Regions from separate parts of the Homo sapiens genome. Here regions 1, 2, 4, 5, 6 and 7 are each linked to region 3. Evidence: chromatin contacts called from ENCODE Hi-C or POLR2A ChIA-PET data. All regions are on one chromosome and are shown on one strand. The core of a region is the stretch at or near the end of the contact, and the rest is flanking DNA. Distances in the headings are between cores, read along the strand shown. Region 1 overlaps CHRNB1 (cholinergic receptor nicotinic beta 1 subunit). Region 2 holds the start of NDEL1 (nudE neurodevelopment protein 1 like 1). Region 3 holds the start of CNTROB (centrobin, centriole duplication and spindle assembly protein). Region 4 holds the start of POLR2A (RNA polymerase II subunit A). Region 5 holds the start of RANGRF (RAN guanine nucleotide release factor). Region 6 holds the start of SENP3 (SUMO specific peptidase 3). Region 7 holds the start of KRABD2 (KRAB domain containing 2).

Region 1 (3,570 bases), core at 288-2,787, 480 kb before region 3:
CTCAGTCATCCTTAGTGTCGTGGTTCTCAACCTGCACCACCGCTCACCCCACACCCACCAAATGCCCCTTTGGGTCCGTCAGGTAAGAAAGATCTCCTCCTCCAACCCCAATTTTCCTTTTACAGACCATAGGGAGAACTATAGCTATGTGGCAGAGTGTTGAAGTGTCCAAGCTTGTTGAGTGTTGAAATGTTGCACAGTTAAGCTAGCCCCCATCATTATCATTTCACAGATCCCATACTCTCTTCATCAATACTGCCCATCTCGGGTCCCAGGGAAATATTCTTAGGGTTAGGTACTATCAGATTGGAAGCCCTCTCTTTCCAGTTGGGATACCTCCCAACCCACTAAATAGCTTTTTTTTTTTTTTTTTTTTTTTTTTGAGATGGAGTTTTGTTCTTGTGGCCAGGCTGGAGTGCAATGGCACAATCTCAGCTCACTGCAACCTTCACCTCCCAGGTTCCAGCGATTCTCCTGCCTGAGCCTCCCAAGTAGCTGGGATTACAGGCACCCGCCACCACGCCCAGCTAATTTTTGTATTTTTAGTAGAGAGAGGGTTTCACCATGTTGGCCAGGCTGGTCTTGAACTCCTGACCTCAGGTGATCCACCTGCCTTGGCTTCCCAAAGTGCTGCGATTACAGGCGTGAGCCACCGCGACAGGCCCAACCCACTAAAGAGCTCTTAGGTCTGTGTGGCTGCATTTCCTTGTGTAGCTCGTTTGTGGAAGAATATGCACGCACATACTCACGCGCGGGAATGGGCATGTGGAGTGGGGTGGTTGGCTGTTTCCCTTCTGGTCTGAAAGCATGAAAGCCCCCACCAATACGCCTCTTCTACTCTGCAGATCTTCATTCACAAACTTCCGCTGTACCTGCGTCTAAAAAGGCCCAAACCCGAGAGAGACCTGATGCCGGAGCCCCCTCACTGTTCTTCTCCAGGAAGTGGCTGGGGTCGGGGAACAGATGAATATTTCATCCGGAAGCCGCCAAGTGATTTTCTCTTCCCCAAACCCAATAGGTAGGACTACGCCCGTTACCCACATAAGAGGGAGAGGGAGAACTACAGTTCCCAGAAGAGTGTGCGGAAGAAGCGGCCCATGCTCTCGGAAGACGCTGTGGTTGAGCATCATGGGAGTTGTAGTACTCCTGCTGCTCACTTTGAGGGGAGGTGGGAACTAAAACAGAGGCGGTGGAAGAAGTTGCACAAGGCTAGAGAGATCACTGCTGGAGGGAAAAGCATGATGGGCTCTCGGGTTTTGAGAACTGGCAAGTTGTTGGAGGCAGCTGGAGCGGGGCCTGGGTCGCCGGCACTGGCTGTCTTTGCGTTTGGGCGTGGCCAGTCACTCCTCTTCCAGGTTCCAGCCTGAACTGTCTGCCCCTGATCTGCGGCGATTTATCGATGGTCCAAACCGGGCTGTGGCCCTGCTTCCGGAGCTACGGGAGGTCGTCTCCTCTATCAGCTACATCGCTCGACAGCTGCAGGAACAGGAGGACCACGATGCGGTATGTCCAACGGGGGTGGAACAAGGCCAGGTCTAGGCGACCTTGGCCCCACCCCCAAATTCCGCACCAGCACTCGCTTTCGTTTTTTTTGTGTGGTTTTTTTTTGGCTTTTTTTTTTTTTTTTTTTTTTTGAGACAGAGTCTCGCTCTGTCGCCCAGGCTGGAGTGCAGTGGCTCGATCTCGGCTCACTGCAACCTCCGCCTACGGGTTCAAGCGATTGTCCTGCCTCAGCCTGCCGAGTAGCTGGGACGACAGGGGCGCGCCACCACGCCTGGCTAATTTTTGTATTTTTAGTAGAGACGTGGCTTCACCATGTTGGCCAGGCTGGTCTGAAACTCCTGACCTCAGGTGATCCGCTCGCTTCGGCCTCCCAAAGTGCTGGGATTACAGGCGTGAGCCACCGCGCCCGGCCTCGCTTTCGTTTCTGATTGGACCTCTCCCTCATTTGGTCCCACCCCCTGCTTACCTACTGGTTCTTTATGCCCATGCATTGCCTGCAGTCTCGCTCTCCTGTTGGCGCTGCCGGCTGTTGCCTCAAACCAGTGGTAGGAGGACTCAAGCGGGTAGCGGGCGGGGAAATGGGGGGGTTTCCCTGGGGGTCTGGGCCCAGAGCTCAGGAAGTTTCCTTTGCCTACCCACAGCTGAAGGAGGACTGGCAGTTTGTGGCCATGGTAGTGGACCGCCTCTTCCTGTGGACTTTCATCATCTTCACCAGCGTTGGGACCCTAGTCATCTTCCTGGACGCCACGTACCACTTGCCCCCTCCAGACCCCTTTCCTTGAAGACTGGAGGGTTGAGACCCAGGCCCCCTGCCAGTTGAAGTGAGAGTTTGGTGATACTGTCAAGCCCTATCCTTCTCTGCCTCTTAACTCCTTCACGAGGAATCTGGGCCTCTTATTTCGTTTCTGGGGACTGCATTGGACTGAGGGCTGGGTAGGCAGGTGTCTTGGACCCACCTGAAATGCAGTATCATCTGATTTACTCTTTGGGATCTTGAAGAAGCTCTTTTGGGTATCAACACCTAGGTCGCCAGTGAAATAGAACACAGAACAGGAACTAGATTATAAGCCTTATGAGGTCAAGAAATGTGACTTGGCCGGGCGCGGTGGCTCACGCCTGTAATCCCAGCACTTTGGGAGGCCAAGGCGGGCGGATCACCTGAGGTCGGGAGTTTGAGACCAGCCCGACCAACATGGAGAAACCCTGTCTCTACTAAAAATACAAAATTAGCCAGGTGTGGTGGTACATGCCTGTAATCCCAGCTACTAGGGAGGCTGAGGCAGGAGAATCACTCGAACCCGGGAGGCAGAGGTTGCAGTGAGTCAAGATCACGCCATTGCACTCCAGCCTGGGCAACAAGAGCGAAACTCCATCTCAAAAAAAAAAAAGTGTCTTGTTCACTGCAGCATGCCCAGTGCCACGCACAGGTGCTGACCTATAGTAAGTGCTTAACATTTGTTGAATAGGGGAAAGAAATTTCCGGAAGTAAATACAGCAATTAATAATGTTTATAAGCTGGGCATGGTCGCTCAGGCCAGTAATCCCAGTGACTTAGGAGGCTGAGGTGGGAGGATTACTTGAAACCCACAGTTTGAGACCAGCCTGGGCAACATAGTGAGACCCTGTCTCTAAAAAAATAAAAATAGAAATAAAGTAGTGCTTATTGTTTGCATGTTGGGTCTTGTGGTCGTTTTCTTTTTACCTTTCTGTAATTTATTATGTTTTGTAATGTGTACTATCTCTGGGATTAAAAAAAGTTATTTCTACAAGCATGCATTGGTAATGAGAAAAAACAAGCGTTTTGAAGGCCTTCATTCAAGTTCCAACCTTGGTGCTCACACAAGCCACTAGCTTGCTCTGTACTTGTTTCGACATCTGTAAAATGAAACTAATGATAGCATATGCCCTATAGGATTGTCTGGGGATCACAGGAGATGGGAAAAAAGCACTATGCGATATGTATCAGAGGTTGCAACGGTGTGTTTTTTGTTTGGCCTGCACAGTTTTAAATTTGAACTAGTTCACTACTTTTATTTTTTATTTTTTTTCAAGACAGAGTCTCGCTGT
Region 2 (3,503 bases), core at 899-3,398, 500 kb after region 3:
GAACTTCTGGGCTCAAGTGATCTGTCTACCTCAGCTTCCCAGAGTGCTGGGATTACAGGTATGGGCCACCATGCTTGGCCCTGTGCAAAAAAAAAATTGGAAATCCATGCATAGTTTTTTCATAATATGCATATTATTCATAATATTATTCATAATAGGCATATGTAATATGTTACCTTTCCCACAAACCCCATTAATCCCTTCTCTGATCTTTATTGATTTGGGTACCTCTTACAATCCATCTTGCATTGTTCCTGTTTATGTCCATCGCCCTCAAAAATATAAACTGGGCCTCCTAGGCTCACTTTGTTTTCACCTTGAGGCATGTCTTACACATTATTTTTGTGTTCACACCCACAAATCCAATCCTAAAAGCACTGAAATTGGAAAGGATTACATTGCGTGCCGCATGGAGGCTGGTGCCTGTAATCCCAGGACTTTGTGGGGGGCTGAGGTGGGAAGATTGCCTGAAGTCAGGAGTTCTTTTTTGTTTTGTTTTGTTTGTTTTTAGACGGAGTCTCACTCTGTCGCCCAGGTTAGAGTGCAGTGGTGCTCACTGCAACCTCCGCCTCCCGGGTTCGAGCGATTCTCCTGCCTCAGCCTCCGGAGTAGCTAGGATTACAGGTGCCCACCATCATGCCTGGCTAATTTTTGTACTTTTAGTAGAGACAGGGTTTCACCATGTTGGCCAGGCTGGTCTCGAAGTCCTGGCCTCAGGTGATTTGCCCGCCTCGGCTTCCCAAAGTGCTGCAGCGCCTGGCCGAAGTCAGGAGTTCTTGACCAGCCTGGGCAACACAGTAGACCCCATCTCCTAAAGGAAAGGATTACCTTGTACATTATACAGCAAAAGTTCTTAAAATTGTTTTTAAAATGTATCTCTTCCTTTAAGTTTCCACTCCCTATGTAAGTTGCCTATCCCTCTTTCCCTCCTTTTTGGGCTAGTATCGTCTCCAGCTTGCTTCCAAGTCCGCTAGGGAATACACACGCGCGCACACACACATACACGTGTGTGTTTACGTACTAAAAATATATAAACATTAATAATGCAAGATGGGGCCGGGCGCTGTGTCTCACGCCTGTAATCCCAGCACTTTGGGAGGCCGAGGCGGGCGGATCACGAGGTCAGGAGTTCGAGACCAGCCTGGCCAACATGGTGAAACCCCGTCTCTACTAAAAATACAAAAATTAGTCGGGCGTGGTGGCAGGCGCCTGTAATCCCAGCTACTAGGGAGGCTGAGGCAGGAGAATTGCTTAAACCTGGGAGGCGGAGGTTGCAGTGAGCCGAGATCGCGCCACTGCACTCCAGCCTGGGCAACAAGAGCGAAACTCCGTCTCAAAAACAAACAAACAAACAAACAAACAAAAACCAAGATGGATTGTAAGAGGTATATATATACACATAGGACTCCATTTCTTGGGGGACCTGGAGGGGAGAAAGTCACACCCATACACACACGTACACGCATGTATACAAAAATGAATATATGCTCAGATATATACAATATATAAATGGGCAAATATAAAATCCCCTTTGTGCCAACGAATCCATTCATTCATTCATCAAATATTTGAGCGTCCACTTTGCCTAGAACCAAGTTATCTGTTGGGATGAGCAAGGCATAAGAGGTTCTAGCTCTCATAGAACTTAGAATTCTACTGGAGGAAGATGAGAACAAATACAAAATGTAAACAGTGGAAGTTCTGTAAAAACAACACAGAGCTTTGTGAGAGTGATGCTTAGAATGCTCCTGATGTTCCATTGGGTGTTCGAGCAGGGGGAATGGACTCGGAGGTGAACTATGAGCCGAGATTCATTTTATAAACGGGAACACAGACACATGGACACTTGAAGGGCCTTGGTGGCCAGAAAACTGAAGGCAGGTTCCCATCCGTCTTGGCACCACTCTCCCGAATAGCAGTTTCAGGGAACTGCACAAGCCAAAACCAGCCGGTCGCAGAGTCCAGGAGCGCCTGCGCAAGAGGACGCCTGCGCAAGAGGACGCCGTCAGCTTGGCGTCAGCGCGCCGGGCTCTGGCCCGCCCCCTGTGACACCAGCCCCGCCCCACCCCGCCCCGCATACCCGTGCGCTGCCGCGCATGCTCCGAGCCCCGCCCCCGTGCGTCACAGAATGGCCTCGGACACCCAGGCAGTCCCTGACGTGTCGGGGAGGAGCCGGGCGCGGAGGTACGCTGAGTGGAGCTCGGGGCTGCGTAGGGGAGCTGAGCCGAGCGGCTGGGCGGGCCTGGCCGGGCCGGCGGAGGGGAGACGTCGGTTGAGCGGCGGCGAACATGCGCTTTTGACACATTGGAGGTGAGCCTGCAGCGCGGGGCCGCTCCCTAAGGGGCTGCGCTGGGCCGGCGGCGCCGAGGCCTGCCCTTGGGGAGCCTTCCCGGCCCGGGGCCGTGTCTGAGGCTCCGCCGGGGCGGGCCGGGCCGGGTTCCGGGGCGGCCAGCCTGGGGGCAACTGTTCCAACCGCTCTAACTGTCCCCTCCCTTCCCTGGTCCGATGTGTGGCCCCCCAGGGGCGCCTGCAAGGGAACGATTCCGGTGGCCTCCGGAAGATGTGCCCCGTTCCGGGTAGGGTGAGGGCTGGCGGTGACGGAGGCCGGGACGTGGCACCGTGGGCTGGGGCGCTGGCGGCGCAAGGAGTGGCCCAGTCGGAGGTGGCAGCGGCGCGCCCAGCCCGCCTCCTCCTACCCCCTCTTCGAAATTCCTTCATTTGCGAGGGTGGCTTGGAGCGGGGTTGCATTTTGATCTCTCAGTGCCTCTCTCCCATGGGGGGCGAGAGCGCGAGCAGCCCACGTTGGGCTCGGATTGGCATTCTCCTGACTCCCGCCCGGAACTGCTAATCATCCTCCCCCTGGAGTTCGGCAAAGTGTCACCAACGGGCTCGGGTTACTTGTGCTCGACTCTTTTCTTGCTGTAAGCCATGAGATGACCCTTTAAGTTTTGCAAAGGAGGTGAGAGTTCTGTCACCACTGATTATTACCTTCTATTTACGTAGCACCTTTACACGTTTCAGAGCACTCTTCTTCCTATCTTTTTCTAACCGCATCACCTTGTGGTTGCAACTGATTATGTTATCGCCATTTCGATGGGTAAATGGAGCTGGGATGGGGGTAATTATTTATACTTAGGTTCAACCAACTGGTGAGTGGTTTAGCTTGGATCATAATTTACATTTCTAGGCTCGGAGTTCTGGTTTCTTTTCGTGGGATTTTTATACCCTTCTCAGCTACAAAACAAGGCAGAAAATGTGACTTGCCAAAGATATGCCAGAAGCTGGTAGATTACTTACTCAATTATTTTTGAGAAAACTCACCTAGGATAAAAACGGCTGCTCAGTCATGAGAAAAATCTTCCTGTGAAGCTTGTTCAGGAGTTGCTGGTTAATTGCTTTGCTAAATCGTGAAGTTGATGGGCACAGTGCAGCGTTAAGTCATGGGCTGAAGAGAAGTAAAGGGAAACCAAGTGAAGTATTTCTTCTGAATTATTATTAAAATT
Region 3 (3,670 bases), core at 87-2,586:
GTGGTGGGAGTTAAGAACCTAAGGGCCCCTGAGAAAACTCTTGAGTTGAGCAAACATATAGTAGGATTGGGGCAGGGGAGATGAGGGAGTCTTGGGGTTCTGAAGAGCTCTGGGGGATGGGTCCCTGGGGCTGGCACTGACCGCACTGTAGATGTGGTGCAGCACATCTCGGATGGGTCCCACGCCCAAGTCAGTATTCATGACAACTTTGATCCCAGTGGGCGTCTCGTAGTAATGGAGTTTGTAACGGCTAGTTTGGAAGGCCAGGAAGCCATCCTTCCTGCAGAGATGAGGAGGGTGTTAAAGAATGGGAGCAGAATCTCTCCCAAAGAGACACTTCTGATCCCCGCAAACATCGACTCCCTCTTTATCTAAACATATCCTTTGTAGAAGCCTGGTTGAGTAAAGACATCGCCCATCGTCACCCCTCAATTTAGCCCCCACCAACTTCTCTACTTTCAGACCCTCCCCACCCCCACTCCTGCCAGCTCCAGCACTCTCGCTCCGGACTCAGCCTCTCTTAAGTACCCTTTCCCCCCTCTGGAGGCCAATGCTCCTTCCACTTCAGAAAGTTTCCCCCATCCCCAAATTCCCAAGGCTAGCCCTCCTCCCAACATCTTCTCTGACTCCGCGTACATGTCTAGCGGGGACATCTTGCTGACAAACGAGCGGATAGAGAAGAGCATCCCGTACATCAGCTTATACTCCTGGAGGGAGAGGGGCAGAGTTAGCTCTCGGTTGATGCGGGAGATGGGGTGGGGGGTGGGAACGAGCTGGGGTTTGGAGAGGAGGGGCTGGGTTGGGACTATAGGTGTTTGGAGATGAGAGGTCGCCCGGGCTGCACCGGGGCCCTCTCGTCACCTCCTCCTTGGGAATCCCTGCTTGCTTCTTGCGGTGCCATTCGCTGTAGTGCAGACACACTCCATTCCGGTCAAACAGGTACAGGTTGTGGACAGTCATCTGCAGGGCAGGGAGTGTGAGCCTCGCTCCGGGGCCGCCCCCACTCCTTGGGCTCGGGTTCCCGGACCCACAGCCTTCCAACCAGGTGGGGACCCCACCCACGGACTCACCGGAACTGCTCCGAGTGCCCGTCAAGAGTTACTTCCGGTTTCCACGGAGCTCCGCCCCTTAGGGGGGTTCTCGCTCGGCCGCGGCTGGGCATTAACTCCGCTCCAGTGCTGCTTGTCAGACTCCGCCTCCCTCCCTCAGCCAATCTGTGGCCACCGGAGCCGCGCACGCGCGGCCAGGCGCTCGGGATACAGAAGTGATGTGAGTGTCTGCGAGCGTGGTCTCGCGGGCGGGTGACGTCATCGAGGCGAGAGAGGCGGAGCCGTGGACAGTGGGCGGGAGGCTGCCAACGGTTTTGAGCGTAGGGGGAGGCGTGAGAGGGGGATCTCAGGGGAGGAGGTCAATCGCTTGCCCCCCACTTTGGCAAATTGGGGACTGAGGACTGGAAGGGTGGAGAGTAGGCGGAACCAGGTGGTCGTCGGGGCAGAGGATCTCGGGCTAGGCTTGAGGGCGGCGTGCTTCTTAGGGACGACTTAGGGCGTGACTGAGGGTTCACAAGGTTTCTTTTGGGGTGGTCGGGAGGGAGAGATTCTAGGGAACAAGGAAGCTCGCTATGGCTTTCTTGCCAGGAGGGGTCGAAGGGAAAGTACAAGGGAGCTGGAGCTGACCCTGGGTAGAACGGGTGAAGGGATGGGGGAGCGTGAGGTTCCGCCCTCTCTTGAGACTGGAACCAATTGAGGGACTAGTAGGGCAGGGGGACAGAAATTGGGCTCCTAGTGGATTTGGGTCCGTTTCCGTTGGGACGTTTTGGGTGTGAGAACTTAAGAGCTCAGTTGACCGGGGATAGCCTGTGCCGGAGTTGATCTGCAGCTTCCAGCACTCGTAGTCGGGAAGAGGAGCTTCAGCAGCGCTGTTGTCCCACAGTAGGTCTTCTGTCCGCACCCGCTCTGCGCTGCACCCTCTTAACGCTGTTCCCAGGAGCTGGGGAAAGGGATGCTTTTGCCCACTCCCATGGCCCCTGGAACTGGTGGAAACCTTTCCTCTAACCAGAAAGCCTCGATATCCTTAATTCACCAAGGATCCTTGGCGTGGAGTCTTCCTCCCTTCTCCCAAGTCTTTCTCCGTGAACTTTTCCTCCTGGACTTTGCTAAAGCAGAACCTCCCAGCTCTTTGCTGTCTCCGGTTGTCTCTTCCCTGTATTCATGGCAACATCAGCTGACAGCCCCAGTTCACCCCTCGGGGCGGAGGATCTCCTGAGTGATTCATCAGAACCCCCTGGGCTCAACCAAGTGTCGTCTGAAGTGACCTCCCAGCTCTATGCTTCTTTGCGCCTCAGCCGGCAGGCGGAGGCCACGGCCCGAGCCCAGCTGTATTTACCCTCCACCTCCCCGCCTCATGAAGGGTTAGACGGCTTCGCCCAAGAATTGAGTCGAAGCTTGTCAGTCGGATTGGAAAAGAACTTGAAGAAAAAGGTGAGGGAAGTGTGTCTTGGAGACCACTGTGGCACTAGACACCAGAGAGTCTTGGGATTGGGGTTGGTAAAAATAAAAAGCTTTGATGAGATTTGAACTCTTCCTGTTGGATTTCATATTCCTTTTAACTGCATAGGCAGCCATGCTTATAAGGGAGGGAGTGACCTGGGACACCATAATTTGAAAATTATGAAACTTCCCAGTGTTTTTTTGTGAGAGACATCTCTGCTCCGAGTAGATAGAGCAAACCTATGGGGTAGGTTGGTGAGCTATTTCCCGTGCACTGGGAATGGGTAAGGTTTCTTGATCCCAAGAGGGAGCTAGGGACTTAGGATAGCAGCTCCGATCCTTCCAGCTCAACACTATGTTGATAGTATGGTTCCAACTTTGGCATGTACATCATTAAGACATAGCTTAGTCAACTACAACATGTTACAGAGAAGATAGTTATTAGTATTGTATAGAAAAGGTGTCAGAGTCAATTTGCAGACTGGTTAGGTCTTCCAGAGTTTGAAAATGATAGCCATAAGCCATACAGTCCTTACATTTGTTCTTGAATCGGCAAGAATCTCCGCAACTCTTGTCTTATACCTCCTCGATTATTTTATTTACACTCTCTTTCTGGCTTCTGTAGTATTTGAATTTCTGATTCAAGTTTAGGACATCCCTTATTGGATCCGTTTGGTTTTTCTTGTTTTCCAAAGTGCTGGAGTGAAAATTCTACCCTGGCAATAGGTAGGAGATAGATAACACAGACTGCATCTGATTTCCATGTGGCTTTTTTCCAGGATGGTTCTAAGCATATCTTTGAGATGGAAAGTGTTCGGGGTCAGCTCCAGACCATGCTCCAAACCTCACGTGATACAGCCTATCGTGAGTAAGCCCCTTCCCTAGAACTATGAAGGAGAACCTAGATGTAAGGGGTGGGAGAAAGTGGACAGAGGAAGCAGGCAGGAAAACCTCTGAGCAAGAGATTTCAGGAGAAAAGTCTCCCGTTCTTTGGGAGAGGGGGTGAAGGAGTGAGGGAACTGGAAAGGAAGGCCTTTTCTCTTCAGGTGGCCCCTGTTTTTGTCATTACCTGACTCTGGCTTTGGGGTCCCTCTGGCTGCCTGCAGGGGATCCTCTCATTCCTGGCGCTGGCTCAGAGAGACGGGAAGAGGACTCCTTTGACAGTGATAGCACAGCCACCT
Region 4 (3,360 bases), core at 81-2,580, 450 kb before region 3:
AGGGATAAATAGAGGCAAAGACTGAAGACAAACATGGGAGGAGAAGTGACTGGAAAAGAACTGGTGTGGGAGAGGGATACCTCTCAGAGTCAAGGGTGACTTGGGGACTTGGTGGAGAGGGACTACCTGGAAGACCTGGGGCCAGCCTGGGACCAAGGGATGTGGAGACCAGGCTGGGTCCTGGAATCAGGGCATAACTAAGGGGTAAAGTCTGAGGAGCAGATCCAAACGGCTGAGGCAGGGAGGCCGTGGGCCACGGGGAGGACTTCACTCAGCAGCAAAGAGAAGAGCATTGGGGCTGGAGTGTTCCGGCAAAGACAGAGCCAGCAGCTGCGGTGGGGGAGGGGAGCGTGCCTCCCCACCCCTCCCCTCACGGCAAAGGTTTCCTTTCCTCGTGCTTGTGCCCCCCCCTTGGGGTGGTGACGTGACATTGACATCAAACAAGGATTACTCTGAATGTGGCTTGCAGTGGTGTCGTCTCTGCTTTGGAGGGAGAGTGGAAAGTCCTACGACCGTTCTCATTGGAGAACCCCTTGGGATCCCCGCCCCCCATTTTATTCCTGAAATATTCTACAAAGTGGAGGATTTCCTAATGTTCAGATGCCTTGACCCCAAATCCCCCAGGACTTTCGTGGCCCGCCCCATGGCTAATCTGCTTTTCTCGGATTGTCGCGGTCCCGTGATCTCTCCCGGACAGTGGCCACCCTCCTTCCAGAGCAGGCCTCCCAGCTGAAGTCTCTTCGAGAGGCTCAGGCCATGGATCTAGGATCATGGCTCGGTACAGCGCGGCATTACAGGCCAGGAGATGCCCACCCGTCTCCGGGGGCCGTTTGACAAACATCGGCTACTTCCGGACAAGCCACTGGTCCTGCCATCTTGGTTTGTTCATGCATATTCAGCAAGAGAACTGCATATTCATGAGCAACCGCCCTTCCCCGGGAGGACCCGCCCCGCCCCGCCGCCATTACCGATTCGCAGAGCAGACCATTTTCCAGCTGGGGGGGGCTACGAATGAGAGGCTTTTGCTGAAGATGAAACCGTTGTCCAAACTAGAATGAAAGCGGCCCAATTTTACCCTCGAGTCTTCAAACCTTAAGCCTCAGTGCAAAAGGGAGCAGCGAGGAGAGGCGGTGGGATTAAAGAAAAAAATTCTTCTCTCCCTGTCACTTCAAAAGGTCGCCCAACCAGCGAGCGGGGGGTTTACCCACGACTCTGGCTCGCACCCCTTGCGGGCCTGCGCAGGCGGCCCCGTAGCGCAAGGGAGGGCGGGAAAGGAAGGGGCGGGGACGCGAGGGCGAATCTATAAGAAGCGTCGTTCAGCGAGTTCGCTGCTCAGAAGCGCCGAGAGCGCGGCCGGGACGGTTGGAGAAGAAGGCGGCTCCCGGAAGGGGGAGAGACAAACTGCCGTAACCTCTGCCGTTCAGGAACCCGGTTACTTATTTATTCGTTACCCTTTTTCTTCTTCCTCCCCCAAAAACCTTTTCCTTTTCCCTTCTTTTTTTTTCCTTTTTGGGAGCTGAAAAATTTCCGGTAAGGGAAAGAAGGGCTCCTTTCGCTCCTTATTTCCCCGCCTCCTTCCCTCCCCCACCTTCCCCTCCTCCGGCTTTTTCCTCCCAACTCGGGGAGGTCCTTCCCGGTGGCCGCCCTGACGAGGTCTGAGCACCTAGGCGGAGGCGGCGCAGGCTTTTTGTAGTGAGGTTTGCGCCTGCGCAGCGCGCCTGCCTCCGCCATGCACGGGGGTGGCCCCCCCTCGGGGGACAGCGCATGCCCGCTGCGCACCATCAAGAGAGTCCAGTTCGGAGTCCTGAGTCCGGATGAACTGGTAAGCGGCTCTGTCCTCCCCTTCCCCCCTCCTCCCCTGGCGGGCGGGGCCGGACGGGGGCTGCGGAAACTTGGCGCTTTCTCGCTGCTTATGGGTGACGGGCCAGGAGCATGGCTCAGCAGCGCCAAGGCCGTGTAGGCGCCAGTCTCGGGCCTCCCAGAGTTATATTTTGCAAAGAGTTGAGCAGGCGTAGCGCTTTGTCCGAGATGGGGGGCTGGCTGGAGGGTGAGAAGGAGGGAGAGAAGGATGACTGATTTCACACTCCAGAGTTACCGACGTTAAAGGCGATCCGACGAATCCTAGGGAGTCTTTACAAGTTTGGTTAAGAAGCCAAACCCGGGTAGCTTCCTCCTCTTCTGTAATACAAATGTTAACTGAGCACCTGCTCTGTTGAAGACACAGGAGACTCGGGTTACAGAGGTGAACACGACAGACCAGGACCCTACCTTCAAGAGCACTGTCTGTGGGAAAGGGCAAGCAGTAAACATGAATACAATGAATGAATGAGATAATTCAGTTAATGGCATTTGTCTCGAATAGAGTGAAAAGGGGTAATCCCATGGAGAGTCACTGAGCTGGGGCTACTTTATTTTTTTATTTTTATTTTATTTTATTTTTTGAGACGGAGTCTTGCTCTGTCGCCCAGGCTGGAGTGCAATGGCACGATCTCGGCTCACTGCAATCTCCGCCTCCCGGGTTCAAGCGATTCTCCTGCCTTAGCCTCCTGAGTAGCTGGGATTACAGGCATGCGCCACCATGCCCCGCTAATTTTTGTATTTTTAGTAGAGGAGGGGTTTTGCCATGTTGGCCAGGCTGGTCTCGAACGCCTGCCCTGAGGTGATTCTCCCCCGTCTTTTTTTTTTTTTTTTTTTTTTTGAGACGGAGTTTCGCTCTTATTCCCCAGGCCAGAGTGCAATGGCTGAACTCCTGACTTCAGGTGATCCACCCGCCTCGGCCTCTCAAAGTGCTGGGATTACAGGCGTGAGCTACCGCGCCCGTCGAGGTGGGGCTACTTTAGATGGGATGGCGTCAGGGTCTGGGAAGGCCTATCTTAGAAGACATTACCCAAATGATGAGAGGCAGCCAGTCGTCGAAGCCATAGTTTGGATGGCGAGAGCTTTTCCGGCAGAGGAAATAGCAAGTGCAAAGGGCCTGAGGGAGAAATGAACTTGGGCTTGTCCTACAGGGTGAAAGGCGGCCGGTGTGGCTGAGGTTTAGTGGATGAGAGAAGAGTGTTACAGAAATAGGCTGGAGAAGCATGGGATATTGTATATTATGGTAAGGAGTCAGGACTTAATTCCATTTTCAGTAGGTAGTCGTTGACAATTATAAACAGAGTGACAGCACATTTGAAAAAACTACTGCTGTAGTTGCTCTATGAAGAACTGATGCGAGAGGAGGAGAGACCAGAGAGAGGAGGGCAGCCCTAGGGGAGAGCTATTGGTGACTTGGACTTTTTCCCTTGTGGCGCTAAGTAGAGGAGCCCACTGGCTGGAAAGAATGGAGTTAAGTGGCTGTTTGTGGATAGAGACCATTTT
Region 5 (3,717 bases), core at 640-3,139, 360 kb after region 3:
GGGCAACACAGTGAGACTCCATCCCTAAAATAAAACACACACACACACACAAAAATTACCGGAGCATGGTGGTGCATGCCTGTAGTCCCAGCTACTCAGGAGGCTGAGGCAGGAGGATGGCTTGAGCCCACAAGGTTGAGGCTGCAGTGAGCTACGACTGCACCACTACAGTCTAGTCTTGGCAACAGTGAGACCGCCTCTCAAAAAAAAAAACAAAAAAAGACTCAAAGTGTGCTCCACTGTTCCTTCAGTGAGGCATCGGGGGCTGTGTCCTAAATGTCTTTGTATCTCCAGCCCTTCACATTAGGGCCTGGCAAGGTAAGAGACCAATAAATATGTACCCTTTGGCTTCATTTCACTAAGTCATTAGGGTCCAGAGGTATGGTCAGCACTTGGAACCCTGTGGAATGGCCTCAAGATCAGAGTCCTCTTGCCCAATTCTTGGCTGGGAAGTAGGTGACATCTAGAATCCATGAGGGTATGGGTGATCTCCTGGGTTCCAGACATTTGCATTGAGTTTATTCAATCACTTAACAATATATATTAGGTCTGGGCTGGGCACGCTGGCTCACGCCTGTAATAATCCCAGCACTTTGGGAGGCCAAGGCAGGCGGATCATCTGAGGTCGGAAGTTCGAGACTCACCTGACCAACATGGAGAAACTCCATCTCTACTAAAAATACAAAATTAGCTGGGTGTGGTGGTGCATGCCTGTAATCCAGCTACTTGGGAGGTTGGGGCAGGAGAACAGCTTGAACCCAGGAGGCGGAGGTTGCAGTGAGCCAAGATCATGCCATTGCACTCCAGCCTGGGCAACAAGAGTGAAACTCCATCTCAAAAACAAAACAAAACAAAAAAACCCAATATATATCAGGTCTGTTATGCTCTAAACACCGTGCCGGGTGCTGAGGATCAAAGATGAATAGAGAAATGAACTGAAATGATATAGTGAAGTTAAAACTTAAAGAACACAACAAATCTGTAAAAGACAAACAAAAGAGGGTTTAATCTGTGCTTCTGTCCAGGTGTGTGGAGCTGGGGGTGGGGTTGCACCTGCCCGGGAGCATTCCCAAGGCAAATATTTGAGAGGAATTAGATTTCTAATACCCAGGTTGGCTCTCACTTTCAGGAAGATGTGAGACCTGAATCCTAACCTGGACGCATTGTTCCCCTAATTCCCAGCAGCAGATCTATGAATTAGCGGTCTGGGTGGCAGCCCATTCTTCTTTCAGAGGCCCAGAACACCGTGAAACTATGCTTTCCTGACTCAAGAGACCCTACCTAGACGTGGGCCCCTTTGACGAGCACCTGCCCCTCAGGAGGGTCTCAGGCGACCTTCTTGGAAGGTGTGACCACTTGAAAAGGACGAGGAGGCCAGGCGCTGTGGCTCTCGCCTGTAATTCCAGCACTTAGGGAGCCGAGGCGGGAGGATCGCTTGAGTCCAGGAGTTTGAGGCCAGCCTGGGCAAGATTGGGAGACACTCCCCACCCCGCCCCATTTCTACAAGTAATTAAAAATTTAGCCGGGCGTGGTGGCGGGAGCAGGAGCCACTCAAGAGGCTGAGGCAGGAGTATCACTTGAGTCCTGGAGGTGGAGACTGCAGTGAGCGGTGATCGCGCCACTGCATTACAGCCTGGGCGACACAGCGAGACCTGTCAATCAATCAATCAATCAATCAATCAAGAGGAGGCTGGCGGGAGCATGCTCGTGACCACCGGGGGCGACATAGACCCTAACCCTAAGTCCAACCCCAAGGCAGACCCCACCGTCCCGCCAGGCGCACTCCTAAGAGCGCGGCTTCCGGAGCAAAGCCGCTGACCCCCGCCCCCAGGGTCTTGGCGCCGATTGGCCAACGAGAGCGCAGGGCGGAGCCAAATCTTAAAGGATCCGGGAGCTAAGCCAGACCCGGGTGGCGGTGGCAGCTGCGAAACCCAGGGAGCCGATGCCACGTGACCCAATGTGGACTTCTTTTAAACCTTTCTAATGCCCATAACCCAGCCTCAGACCCATGGAGCCCACGAGAGACTGCCCGCTGTTCGGGGGCGCCTTTTCCGCCATCCTCCCCATGGGGGCCATTGACGTAAGGTGAGAAGGCCGGGGCGCCCAGGGGCGGCTGACTGGGTGGGTTGTGGGAAGAGACCGGGGTCAACCAGGGTCTGCCTCGCCTCACTCCAGCGACCTCCGACCGGTCCCGGACAATCAAGAAGTTTTCTGCCATCCCGTGACGGACCAGAGCCTGATAGTGGAACTTCTCGAGCTGCAGGCCCACGTACGGGGCGAAGCGGCTGCGCGGTGAGGGAATGGCCCCCGGCTGGCCAATGGCAGGGGCGGGGTCGGACCAGTGGGCGGGGCCCGCGGCCGACGGTTAATCCGGGCGGTGAGACCACGCACGGGCCGGGAGCCAGGCCTGCAACTTAAAGATGCTCCCGGGGAGGCGACCAGAGATGTCCCTTCCTGACCCCGCTTCCCTACTCCAGGTACCACTTTGAGGATGTTGGTGGCGTGCAGGGGGCTAGGGCTGTCCATGTGGAGTCTGTTCAGCCTCTCAGTTTGGAGAACCTGGCCCTGAGGGGCCGCTGTCAAGAAGCCTGGGTCCTCTCTGGCAAGCAGCAGATAGCTAAGGAAAACCAGCAGGTGAGGGCCCGAGAGTGTGTAATGTCCTGGAAGGGCGGTAGCGGGGACGCAGAGATCCAGGTAAGCATCCTGACTCTGATCCCCTTAGGTAGCAAAGGACGTGACACTTCATCAGGCCTTGCTGAGGCTGCCCCAGTACCAGACTGATCTCTTGCTTACCTTCAATCAGCCCCCGTAAGGAGGAAGGAACGGGCGGGTATCTCATGACTGGGTTCCCAGGAGAATCGGGCTGGGAGGGACAGAACAGGGAGACTCACTGGTGGGATCCTCCAAGGAAGCAGGAGTGGGCCAGAGGTTTGGGGTAACTGATACCCAGGTCCTCTGGGGAACAGGAATTGGCAATTTCCAAACCTCAGGCCTGGATGATGTTCTGTCTCCATCTGTTCCCCCACCCCAAGCCCTGACAACAGGTCATCTCTTGGCCCCGAAAATCTGTCACCTGCACCCTGGAGCCTGGGTGACTTTGAACAGCTGGTGACCAGTCTGACCCTTCACGATCCTAACATCTTTGGTCCCCAGTAAAGGCGCTGAAGCACTGCATGATGTTGCTGAGAACTTGGGGACTCGGTTCTGTGAGGGGGAAAAGAGGTTGAAAAGAGGGTTTCCTCTTATTTCTTCCCTGTGCGTAAACATAAGACAATCCCTCTTCAGAATAAACTTGCTTTATAATCAATATAATCTCTGTGCCTTTGAATCTAACAGGACACCTGGGTCCCAGACGCCTGGGAATTGGGTCTCTCGATTCCCTTTGGTTTTGGAGGGAGGAGTTTAAAACTGTGCATGGGAGCAGGAGGGACTCAAGGGTGGCAGTGGTGAGTGGGAGGAAATACACTTTGGGATGACTCGTTCAGCCCTGAGAGAGGGGTGTGAGTTACCCAGGGAATGGGTAGGGAAGGTTTAAAGCAACACCCAAGGAAAGAAGGGAAACTCATCTCTTGTAGTGATTCAACCCTGAGAACAGATGGGGAGTGGGGTTGGCTGTCCCCCATGGATGGATGAAAGGTCACCTAATCAGTAGTCACCAGGACATAGTGGTGGAGGCACAAGTGGCCAAGGAGTGCTCATTTGGTGGAGACTGGGAAA
Region 6 (3,664 bases), core at 1,087-3,586, 370 kb before region 3:
CTCGCATCTTAACCTAACCTTGACCCTCTTTCCATGAGCAGAGTTCCGATGCCCTGGAAGCCTGGGAGAATGGGGAGAGATCCCGGAAAAGGAGAGCAGTGCTCACCCAAAAACAGAAGAGTGAGGCTTCCAGGGTGCAGCAGGGGTGGGAGGTGATCAAGCAGCGTGGGGATTGTAAGCCCGAGTCAGGGTGAGGGTGGAGGCTGCCAACAGCACAACGGGGGAAAGTGGATGCGGCTGAGATTCCCTCCTTCTCTCCTCAGAGCAGCACTCTGTCCTGCACCTGGTTCCCATTAACGCCACCTCCAAGGGTGAGCACTATTTTAAATAATGGCTTTGGGGAGGGGCAATAACCAGGAACTCGGGCTGGCACTTGGGCTCAAGGGGTCCTTATAGGTGAAAGGGAAAGAACCAAAAAGCACCTGAGAGTGCCAAGAAGTCCTGACCGACACACTCTCACCTCCAGATGACTCCGATGTGACAGAGGTGATGTGGCAACCAGCTCTTAGGCGTGGGAGAGGCCTACAGGCCCAAGGATATGGTGTCCGAATCCAGGATGCTGGAGTTTATCTGCTGTATAGCCAGGTAACCCCAGCCACACTCTGAGCTTCACAGAGGGCCTCTTTGGCCCCCTACTGAGGGTTCCTGACCCCTCTATTCATACCAAACCCAGCAGACCCTTCTTTCTTCCCTCGTTAGCGCTCCTGAGGCCTCCCAGAACTGAGCCAGGCCATCCTGTTTTCTTCAACATCTCCCTTCCCTGCCAGGTCCTGTTTCAAGACGTGACTTTCACCATGGGTCAGGTGGTGTCTCGAGAAGGCCAAGGAAGGCAGGAGACTCTATTCCGATGTATAAGAAGTATGCCCTCCCACCCGGACCGGGCCTACAACAGCTGCTATAGCGCAGGTGAGAGCCGTGTGGGCAGCCGAAAGCAGGACGTCTCTGACCGGGGGTAGCAGTGCAGGGAGCTACCGCTAGGAGGGAGGTTGGAAACCTAAACAGAGGCGGGTCTGAGGAGTGAAGTGCAGAATGCCGGGTCCTTACAGGAGGCAGAGGAACGGTGGAGCTGGAGAAGGCAGGGGGAAACAGGGCATCTGGATGGCTGTGCTTCACTGCGAATCTACTTTCTCTCTTTTCTCAGGTGTCTTCCATTTACACCAAGGGGATATTCTGAGTGTCATAATTCCCCGGGCAAGGGCGAAACTTAACCTCTCTCCACATGGAACCTTCCTGGGGTTTGTGAAACTGTGATTGTGTTATAAAAAGTGGCTCCCAGCTTGGAAGACCAGGGTGGGTACATACTGGAGACAGCCAAGAGCTGAGTATATAAAGGAGAGGGAATGTGCAGGAACAGAGGCGTCTTCCTGGGTTTGGCTCCCCGTTCCTCACTTTTCCCTTTTCATTCCCACCCCCTAGACTTTGATTTTACGGATATCTTGCTTCTGTTCCCCATGGAGCTCCGAATTCTTGCGTGTGTGTAGATGAGGGGCGGGGGACGGGCGCCAGGCATTGTCCAGACCTGGTCGGGGCCCACTGGAAGCATCCAGAACAGCACCACCATCTAGCGGCCGCTCGAGGGAAGCACCCGCCGGTTGGCCGAAGTCCACGAAGCCGCCCTCTGCTAGGGAAAACCCCTGGTTCTCCATGCCACACCTCTCTCCAGGTGCCCTCTGCCTCTTCACCCCACAAGAAGCCTTATCCTACGTCCTTCTCTCCATCTATCGGACCCCAGTTTCCATCACTATCTCCAGAGATGTAGCTATTATGCGCCCGTCTACAGGGGGTGCCCGACGATGACGGTGCCTTCGCAGTCAAATTACTCTTCGGGTCCCAAGGTTTGGCTTTCACGCGCTCCATTGCCCCGGCGTGGCAGGCCATTCCAAGCCCTTCCGGGCTGGAACTGGTGTCGGAGGAGCCTCGGGTGTATCGTACGCCCTGGTGTTGGTGTTGCCTCACTCCTCTGAGCTCTTCTTTCTGATCAAGCCCTGCTTAAAGTTAAATAAAATAGAATGAATGATACCCCGGCTCCATTTCCCCCACTGCCTCGCCTCAGCCCGGTCCTCGTACGGGGATCTCCCGCCCTCCTGGCTCTCCTGTGGCGCGCCCCCCGCCGGATCAAGGTACTGGGGATGCCGCTAGGGTCAGGCCCGCGAGCGCGGAGAAGACAGAGCGCGGCGCAAAAGGGAAAGTGGCGGGGCCGCCACGCGCGGCCGGGCGGCGGATGTGCGCAGGCGCAGCCTCGCGTAGCGCTCTGGGCTGGCCAGTCCCGTGGCGCCGGCGTCCTCGGGTAGACGGGACCGCGCGCTTGGTGGCCGCGCCGGCGCTCTTCGCCGGGTGTGACGTACTAATCGTGCGCCACCGCTGCCGGTGGGCCCGGGGCTCGCGGGAGGGGAAGGAGGAGGGGGGGAGGAGTGGCGGCGGCGGCGGTGGCGCTGGTGGCGGCGGTGGCGGAGGTGGAGGTGGAGGTGGAAGCTGAAGCTGAAGCAGAGCCAGAGGCGGCGCGGCGGGGTGCTCGGCGGCGCGGCACGCGGCCCAGAAGCGTTGGAATCCTGAATTGAGACGGCTGCGCCTAAAGACAGCAGGAGTGGCGGGGCCGCCGCCGTCGCCGGAGAGATGAGCCGGGAAGCTTGAGGCCGGAGACGCCCGCCTTCGGGCCCGTCCGCCCGGCTTCCCCGCTCCCGGTGAGGACGCCCCCTCCCCTCCCCCCAGCCCTGCCTTGGCCTCTCCCATTCCTGGGCCTCGCTCCCACCGAACCGGGGCCCAGAGGCCCGCATAGGGGCTTCTTAAGGCCCGTGTGCGCCGAGCCATCCAAGCTCGTGGGACCGGACTGGTGCCGGGTTGCATTCTGGTCCCCGAGGATGAAGTAGGAGGGGGCTGGGCCGGCCTGGCTTGTGCGCTCCGTTCTGTCCCAGCGTCTTGATTCGGTTCTCTTTAAGTTTCCTTCAAAGTTCTTCCCCGTTTATCAGCCTCTGCCCCCTGAACCATATCCCTGGCATCTGCACTTGAGATGACCGCAGCCTTCCCATGCCCCCCGTTCATCCAGGGTGTTAGAGAACTGTCTCCCATTCCAGTCCAGTTTCCACGTGCAAGTTGCATTCTCCTCAAGTACCACGGTTATCATGTCCCTGAGGAAAGAAACTGCCCTTGTTGGGCCCTCAAAGGACAGCCCTGGTGGTATTAAAATAAAGACGTAGAACCTGGCAGTGCTATTGGGTTTGGCCTGGTGATCTTAGAAATAAGATCTCTGAGGCCTGCTGCTTAGCCATTTTCCCTTGTCTCTGGACTGGGGAGAGATGATGGCACAGACCCTGAAGGGCCCCTTGTGGACCGCGTTAACCGGGAAGATCTTAAGTTAGGAGTTTTGCGTTTTTTCCTCTTTTCTTTATTTGCATCTGAATCCAGAGGAGGCATGGCCAGGAAGAGAGGCAGGATCTGCGGTGGGGTGATGCTTAGATTTTGATACCCTGATCTTTTGTTTTTCAGGGTACTGGAAGATGAAAGAGACTATACAAGGGACCGGGTCCTGGGGGCCTGAGCCTCCTGGACCCGGCATACCCCCAGCTTACTCAAGTCCCAGGCGGGAGCGTCTTCGTTGGCCCCCACCTCCCAAACCCCGACTCAAGTCAGGTGGAGGGTTTGGGCCAGATCCTGGGTCAGGGACCAC
Region 7 (3,502 bases), core at 952-3,451, 440 kb after region 3:
CCTCTGCCTAGGAAAACCAGAGACCCTTGTTCACATGTTTATCTGCTGACCTTCCCTCCACTATTGTCCTATGACCGTGCCAAATCCCCCTCTCTGAGAAACACCCAAGAATGATCAATAAATACTAAAAAAAAAAAAAAAAAAAAAAAAATTGAATGATTCGGCCGGGCGTGGGGGCTCACACCTGTAACCCCAGCACTTTAGGAGGCGGAGGTGGGCGGATTACAAGGTCAGGAGATCGAGACCATCCTGGCTAACACGAGGAAACCCCGTCTCTACCAAAAATACAAAAAATTAGCTGGGCATGGTGGCGAGCGCCTGTAGTCCCAGGAGGCTGAGGCAGGAGGATGACATGAACCCGGGAGGTGGAGCTTGCAGTGAGCCGAGATCGTGCCTCCGCACTCCAGCCTGGGCGACAGAGCCAGACTCTGTCACAAAAAAAAAAAAAAAAAAAAAAAAAAATTCAATGTTTCACCTATATTTACAGATTGGGAGATTTCACATAAATCTCGATTTCTTTCTTTTTTGAGACAGAGTTTTGCTCTGTCATCCAGGCTGGAGTGCAGTGGCGCGATCCCGGCTCACTGCCAGCTCCGCCTCCCGGGTTCACGCCATTCTCCTGCCTCAGCCTCCCGAGTGGCCGGGACTACAGGCACCTGCCACCAGGCCCAGCTAATTTTTTGTATTTTTACTAGAGATGGGGTTTCACCGTGTTAGCCAGGATGGTCTCGATCTCCTGACCTCGTGATCCACCCGCCTCTGCCTCCCAAAGTGCTGGGATTACAGGCGTGAGCCACTGCACCCAGCCTCGATTTCTGGCTTTCTTGAAAAGGCAACATTCTGGCTGCACTGGCGGCATTGCTGCCTGGCAATAACTGGCTGTGATGGAGAGGCGGCATCTTCCTTTGGATCAAGCTTGTCCAACCTGTGGCCTGTGGGCTGCACGCAGCCCAGGACGTCGGGACCTACTAACCTATTCATCTTACTTGCCCACTCCTGCACATTTCTAAGCTTTCAATATCTTTTTTCTTTCATTTTTTTTTTTTTTGAGAGGGTAGGGTCTCACTTTGTCACCCAGGCTAGAGTACAGTGGCATGATCACGGCTCCCAGGGTCAAGGCATCCTCCTACCGCAGCCTCCCAAGTAGCTGGGACTACAGGCATGCGTCACCAGACCCAGCTAATTTTTTCTTTTCTTTCTTTTTTTTTTTTTTTTGTAGAGACGGGGTCTCATTATGTTGCCCGAGGCTTCAGTATCTTTTCCAAAGCAACATGAAAGAAATGTGACCGTAAATCAATCAGCTTCTTGGTGTGATCTATGTGACGGCTAGGTGATAAACGAGTTGGTCAGAGAAAACTGGAAATATTTCCAAAGCCATGTTTACTCCCTTCACCCACCTGTGAGTCTTCGCCTTGGCTGTTTCCGACTCGGAATGTCCTCGCATTGATCCTCCCAATCACAGCCAGCTGAAACCAGCCTCCTTCCTGACGTATTCAGTAACTTTAGCTGATTGCCATCTCTCCTTCATCTCAACAACCTGTACCACACTCACTGGAGCACTTCGCTTTGCATCTTTAGTCGACCAGTTCAGATATATACAACCTATAAGGTAGGGACGGAGGCTTCTACCTGCCTGTACCCCCTTTGGAGGGCCCACGAATACAGAGCTGAGCACAAAAGATGTTTAAAGGACATTTTGTCAAAAATGTCGCTTACAGGTAGGTCGTTATTAGCAAGGTAGAGCAGCGGTACGGCCGAGTCTACGCTTGGGAATTCATTTGCTGACTCTTATCATTTACTGACTAAAGCAAAGTTACTGAGGCCTCAGTTTCCTCATCTACAACCCGGGGAGATGACCAGTACCCATCACAATCGATTGCTATGAAGATTCAATGATAATGCAGATAAGGCACTTAATACAGTGTCCCCTCACCGTCCACACCACACGGGCACGCCCGCTTATTCCTGAGGACCGGGCTGGGATGTCGCCTCCTTTGTGTAGCCTTCCTACCCTGACTTCGCAGACTGCTCCCACCGCCTGGATCCATGCCCGTCCACCCGCCAGCTCAGGGCTGAACGGCTGAGGCGGGCGCGCGGTGGAGAAAAGAGCTGCAGACTGAGGAAGGTCAGGAAGGAGAAAGGGACACACCAGACGCGGCGTCTGAATCCCCCTCCACCCAGAGGCCCCCGAGCAGCAACTCCGCCCCACCTCCCGCCCGCTCCGCCGGAAGCCGGTCAGCGCCAGCCGGAAGCCCCGCCCCCTAGAGGCACCGCGGACACCGTGCAGCGCTGTTCACCCAGATGCCAGCTGTGACCTTGGCTAAGCCAGTGACTTAACTCGGGCCCGTTCCCCATTCCCACGTTGTTGCCAAGTCTCCAGCCTGGAAAGTAAACGGGCTTCAGGTGTCCTGTTTAGATGCTTAAAATGAGGAACGGCAGGAGCACACACACTGCTGCCACCTCACACCTTTTCACTTCATCCTGACGAAGCTGCAGTTTAGTTTATATTTTAACTCAAAGACGTGTTAGGTTTTGGTTTGATGGCACTCATCCAGCACTTGTGCAGAAAACAAGGTAAAGGGGGCCCATGGGTCTATCAGATAACCTGAACCCGAGACCTCTCAATCTGGAGGAACAGCTTGAAGAAGTCATCTAGAAGCTATAAAGTCACAGAAGCTTCTTATCCTATTGAAAGCAAGACTTCCTATCCAATGGCAATACAAACTTTTACGCAGTAAGGTAAAAAATATAGCCTGTCCATATAGCAACCTATCCATAGTAAGCAAGTTAAAAGACAGGTTCAAGAGGAAGTGTTTCCAACTAGCTTTTCTTGTAGGCCTTCTTCTTCTCAATGACACCCCTCCAGCTTCTGATATATCCTCAAATGCTGCTGCCCACTATAAAAAAAATCTCATCAGTCCTGATTTCAGAAAAATTTTAGACCAACAAATCAGAGGTAAGAGACTGATCCACTGAAAACTAGGGAGTGTCCTAAATCACCACACACAAAACACAGGCTCTTTGTTTCAAGTTTTAATCAAAGCTTGTATATAAGATTACTTTATTCCTGCATCTTCTCAATGGTTTCTTCCTTGTATTTGCCCTTTTCCTTTCCTACTTGGCGAGATTTGGCTTTCCGTTCGAGGATCTTTTTGCGGTCTTTGTCCAGTTTTAGCCTAGTGATAACCACCTGCAGAAAAATAAGAAAAAAACACTCCCAAGCTTTAAATAATCACTAAAACACAAGGGAAAGCCCAACATTCAATACCATTTCCCAAACCTGGGGTAGGTGGATGCCTAATAAGAAAAGATTTTAACTTTTAAAAAACTCCAGAAATCACTCTTTAGCCATCAAACCTGGCTTATTTACTAATTTCCTACCAACAAAGGAGAAAAGGCAAGATGGTATCAGTAATTCTTAAAGCCTCTTCTGTGCTTCATTATAAGATTTGTTTCTTTTTCACTGAGAAATATATGATTCTGCTCTTCTCACTACAGTTTT

What was found. A loop is a pair of places that touch in the nucleus more often than their neighbours do. ChIA-PET counts read pairs that join two places held with the same protein, here RNA polymerase II (POLR2A). Pooled maps may share reads with other maps.
Region 1: a pooled map shows a loop between it and region 3 (5-fold over the local background). The contact joins the enhancer-like site here to the promoter of CNTROB in region 3. A Hi-C loop is called at or near these places in 4 of 50 pooled maps. POLR2A ChIA-PET finds 5 or more read pairs at or near these places in 2 of 52 experiments (T-cell and activated CD4-positive, alpha-beta T cell).
Region 2: a loop to region 3 is called in a map of CD8-positive, alpha-beta T cell, with 6 times the contacts of the local background. The contact joins the promoter of NDEL1 here to the promoter of CNTROB in region 3. A Hi-C loop is called at or near these places in 2 of 168 maps with a recorded cell type or tissue (CD8-positive, alpha-beta T cell and naive thymus-derived CD4-positive, alpha-beta T cell) and 10 of 50 pooled maps. POLR2A ChIA-PET finds 5 or more read pairs at or near these places in 2 of 52 experiments (PC-9 and activated CD4-positive, alpha-beta T cell).
Region 4: a loop to region 3 is called in a map of naive thymus-derived CD4-positive, alpha-beta T cell, with 6 times the contacts of the local background. The contact joins the promoter of POLR2A here to the promoter of CNTROB in region 3. A Hi-C loop is called at or near these places in 1 of 168 maps with a recorded cell type or tissue (naive thymus-derived CD4-positive, alpha-beta T cell), 3 of 37 single-sample maps with no recorded cell type and 9 of 50 pooled maps. POLR2A ChIA-PET finds 5 or more read pairs at or near these places in 1 of 52 experiments (activated CD4-positive, alpha-beta T cell).
Region 5: a map of CD4-positive, alpha-beta memory T cell shows a loop between it and region 3 (7-fold over the local background). The contact joins the promoter of RANGRF here to the promoter of CNTROB in region 3. A Hi-C loop is called at or near these places in 2 of 168 maps with a recorded cell type or tissue (CD4-positive, alpha-beta memory T cell and ovary), 1 of 37 single-sample maps with no recorded cell type and 10 of 50 pooled maps. POLR2A ChIA-PET finds 5 or more read pairs at or near these places in 2 of 52 experiments (MCF 10A and PC-9).
Region 6: a pooled map shows a loop between it and region 3 (6-fold over the local background). The contact joins the promoter of SENP3 here to the promoter of CNTROB in region 3. A Hi-C loop is called at or near these places in 1 of 37 single-sample maps with no recorded cell type and 9 of 50 pooled maps. POLR2A ChIA-PET finds 5 or more read pairs at or near these places in 6 of 52 experiments (A673, Caco-2, GM12878 and 3 more).
Region 7: a loop to region 3 is called in a pooled map, with 4 times the contacts of the local background. The contact joins the promoter of KRABD2 here to the promoter of CNTROB in region 3. A Hi-C loop is called at or near these places in 4 of 168 maps with a recorded cell type or tissue (B cell, CD4-positive, alpha-beta memory T cell, CD8-positive, alpha-beta T cell and 1 more), 1 of 37 single-sample maps with no recorded cell type and 11 of 50 pooled maps.

What each region holds. Positions count from the first base shown.
Region 1 is chr17:7,454,439-7,458,008 of GRCh38, forward strand. CHRNB1 (cholinergic receptor nicotinic beta 1 subunit) reads left to right here. Exons shown (of 11, transcript NM_000747.3): 8 at 1-82; 9 at 846-1,018; 10 at 1,356-1,503; 11 at 2,145-3,272. The coding sequence ends at 2,285. Among named protein-coding and RNA genes, the nearest start is that of CHRNB1, 11 kb to the left of the region's middle. RefSeq lists enhancers at 1,253-1,754, 1,282-1,361, 1,442-1,601. Within about 2 kb of position 1,538, at least 33 of the 41 ENCODE cell types and tissues checked have a DNase peak (open chromatin) inside an H3K27ac peak, as active enhancers do.
Region 2 is chr17:8,433,736-8,437,238 of GRCh38, forward strand. It overlaps NDEL1 (nudE neurodevelopment protein 1 like 1), which reads left to right and starts at 2,149. Exons shown (of 9, transcript NM_030808.5): 1 at 2,149-2,310. RefSeq lists silencers at 1,953-2,122, 2,223-2,422, 2,463-2,702.
Region 3 is chr17:7,930,870-7,934,539 of GRCh38, forward strand. It overlaps CNTROB (centrobin, centriole duplication and spindle assembly protein), which reads left to right and starts at 1,337. Exons shown (of 19, transcript NM_053051.5): 1 at 1,337-2,480; 2 at 3,269-3,353; 3 at 3,596-3,670. The coding sequence starts at 2,211. TRAPPC1 (trafficking protein particle complex subunit 1) reads right to left here and starts at 1,077. Exons shown (of 4, transcript NM_021210.5): 1 at 862-1,077; 2 at 637-707; 3 at 142-280. The coding sequence starts at 960. RefSeq lists enhancers at 791-1,030, 1,371-1,420, 1,641-1,700, 1,731-2,020, 2,151-2,280 and a silencer at 2,208-2,385.
Region 4 is chr17:7,483,036-7,486,395 of GRCh38, forward strand. POLR2A (RNA polymerase II subunit A) reads left to right here and starts at 1,331. Exons shown (of 30, transcript NM_000937.5): 1 at 1,331-1,822. The coding sequence starts at 1,730. It overlaps SLC35G6 (solute carrier family 35 member G6), which reads left to right. Exons shown (of 2, transcript NM_001102614.2): 2 at 1-461. It also overlaps a transcript of ZBTB4 not described here. RefSeq lists enhancers at 270-539, 543-1,537, 630-679, 770-839, 1,538-2,531 and a silencer at 1,650-1,969.
Region 5 is chr17:8,286,781-8,290,497 of GRCh38, forward strand. RANGRF (RAN guanine nucleotide release factor) reads left to right here and starts at 1,890. Exons shown (of 5, transcript NM_016492.5): 1 at 1,890-2,085; 2 at 2,176-2,292; 3 at 2,478-2,634; 4 at 2,723-2,808; 5 at 3,033-3,307. The coding sequence starts at 2,009. The coding sequence ends at 3,156. SLC25A35 (solute carrier family 25 member 35) reads right to left here. Exons shown (of 5, transcript NM_001320870.2): 5 at 3,281-3,717. RefSeq lists enhancers at 1,553-1,782, 2,143-2,262, 2,543-2,612 and a silencer at 2,343-2,392.
Region 6 is chr17:7,559,583-7,563,246 of GRCh38, forward strand. SENP3 (SUMO specific peptidase 3) reads left to right here and starts at 2,337. Exons shown (of 11, transcript NM_015670.6): 1 at 2,337-2,681; 2 at 3,484-3,664. The coding sequence starts at 3,495. It overlaps TNFSF12-TNFSF13 (TNFSF12-TNFSF13 readthrough), which reads left to right. Exons shown (of 11, transcript NM_172089.4): 7 at 42-120; 8 at 264-311; 9 at 467-585; 10 at 768-906; 11 at 1,142-2,019. The coding sequence ends at 1,251. TNFSF13 (TNF superfamily member 13) reads left to right here. Exons shown (of 6, transcript NM_003808.4): 2 at 42-120; 3 at 264-311; 4 at 467-585; 5 at 768-906; 6 at 1,142-2,019. The coding sequence ends at 1,251. It overlaps SENP3-EIF4A1 (SENP3-EIF4A1 readthrough (NMD candidate)), which reads left to right and starts at 2,410. Exons shown (of 22, transcript NR_037926.1): 1 at 2,410-2,681; 2 at 3,484-3,664. RefSeq lists enhancers at 1,591-1,840, 3,107-3,664 and a silencer at 2,401-2,480.
Region 7 is chr17:8,374,503-8,378,004 of GRCh38, forward strand. KRABD2 (KRAB domain containing 2) reads right to left here and starts at 2,202. Exons shown (of 2, transcript NM_001304947.3): 1 at 1,398-2,202. It overlaps RPL26 (ribosomal protein L26), which reads right to left. Exons shown (of 4, transcript NM_000987.5): 4 at 3,014-3,190. The coding sequence ends at 3,062. RefSeq lists an enhancer at 1,841-2,392 and a silencer at 2,137-2,336.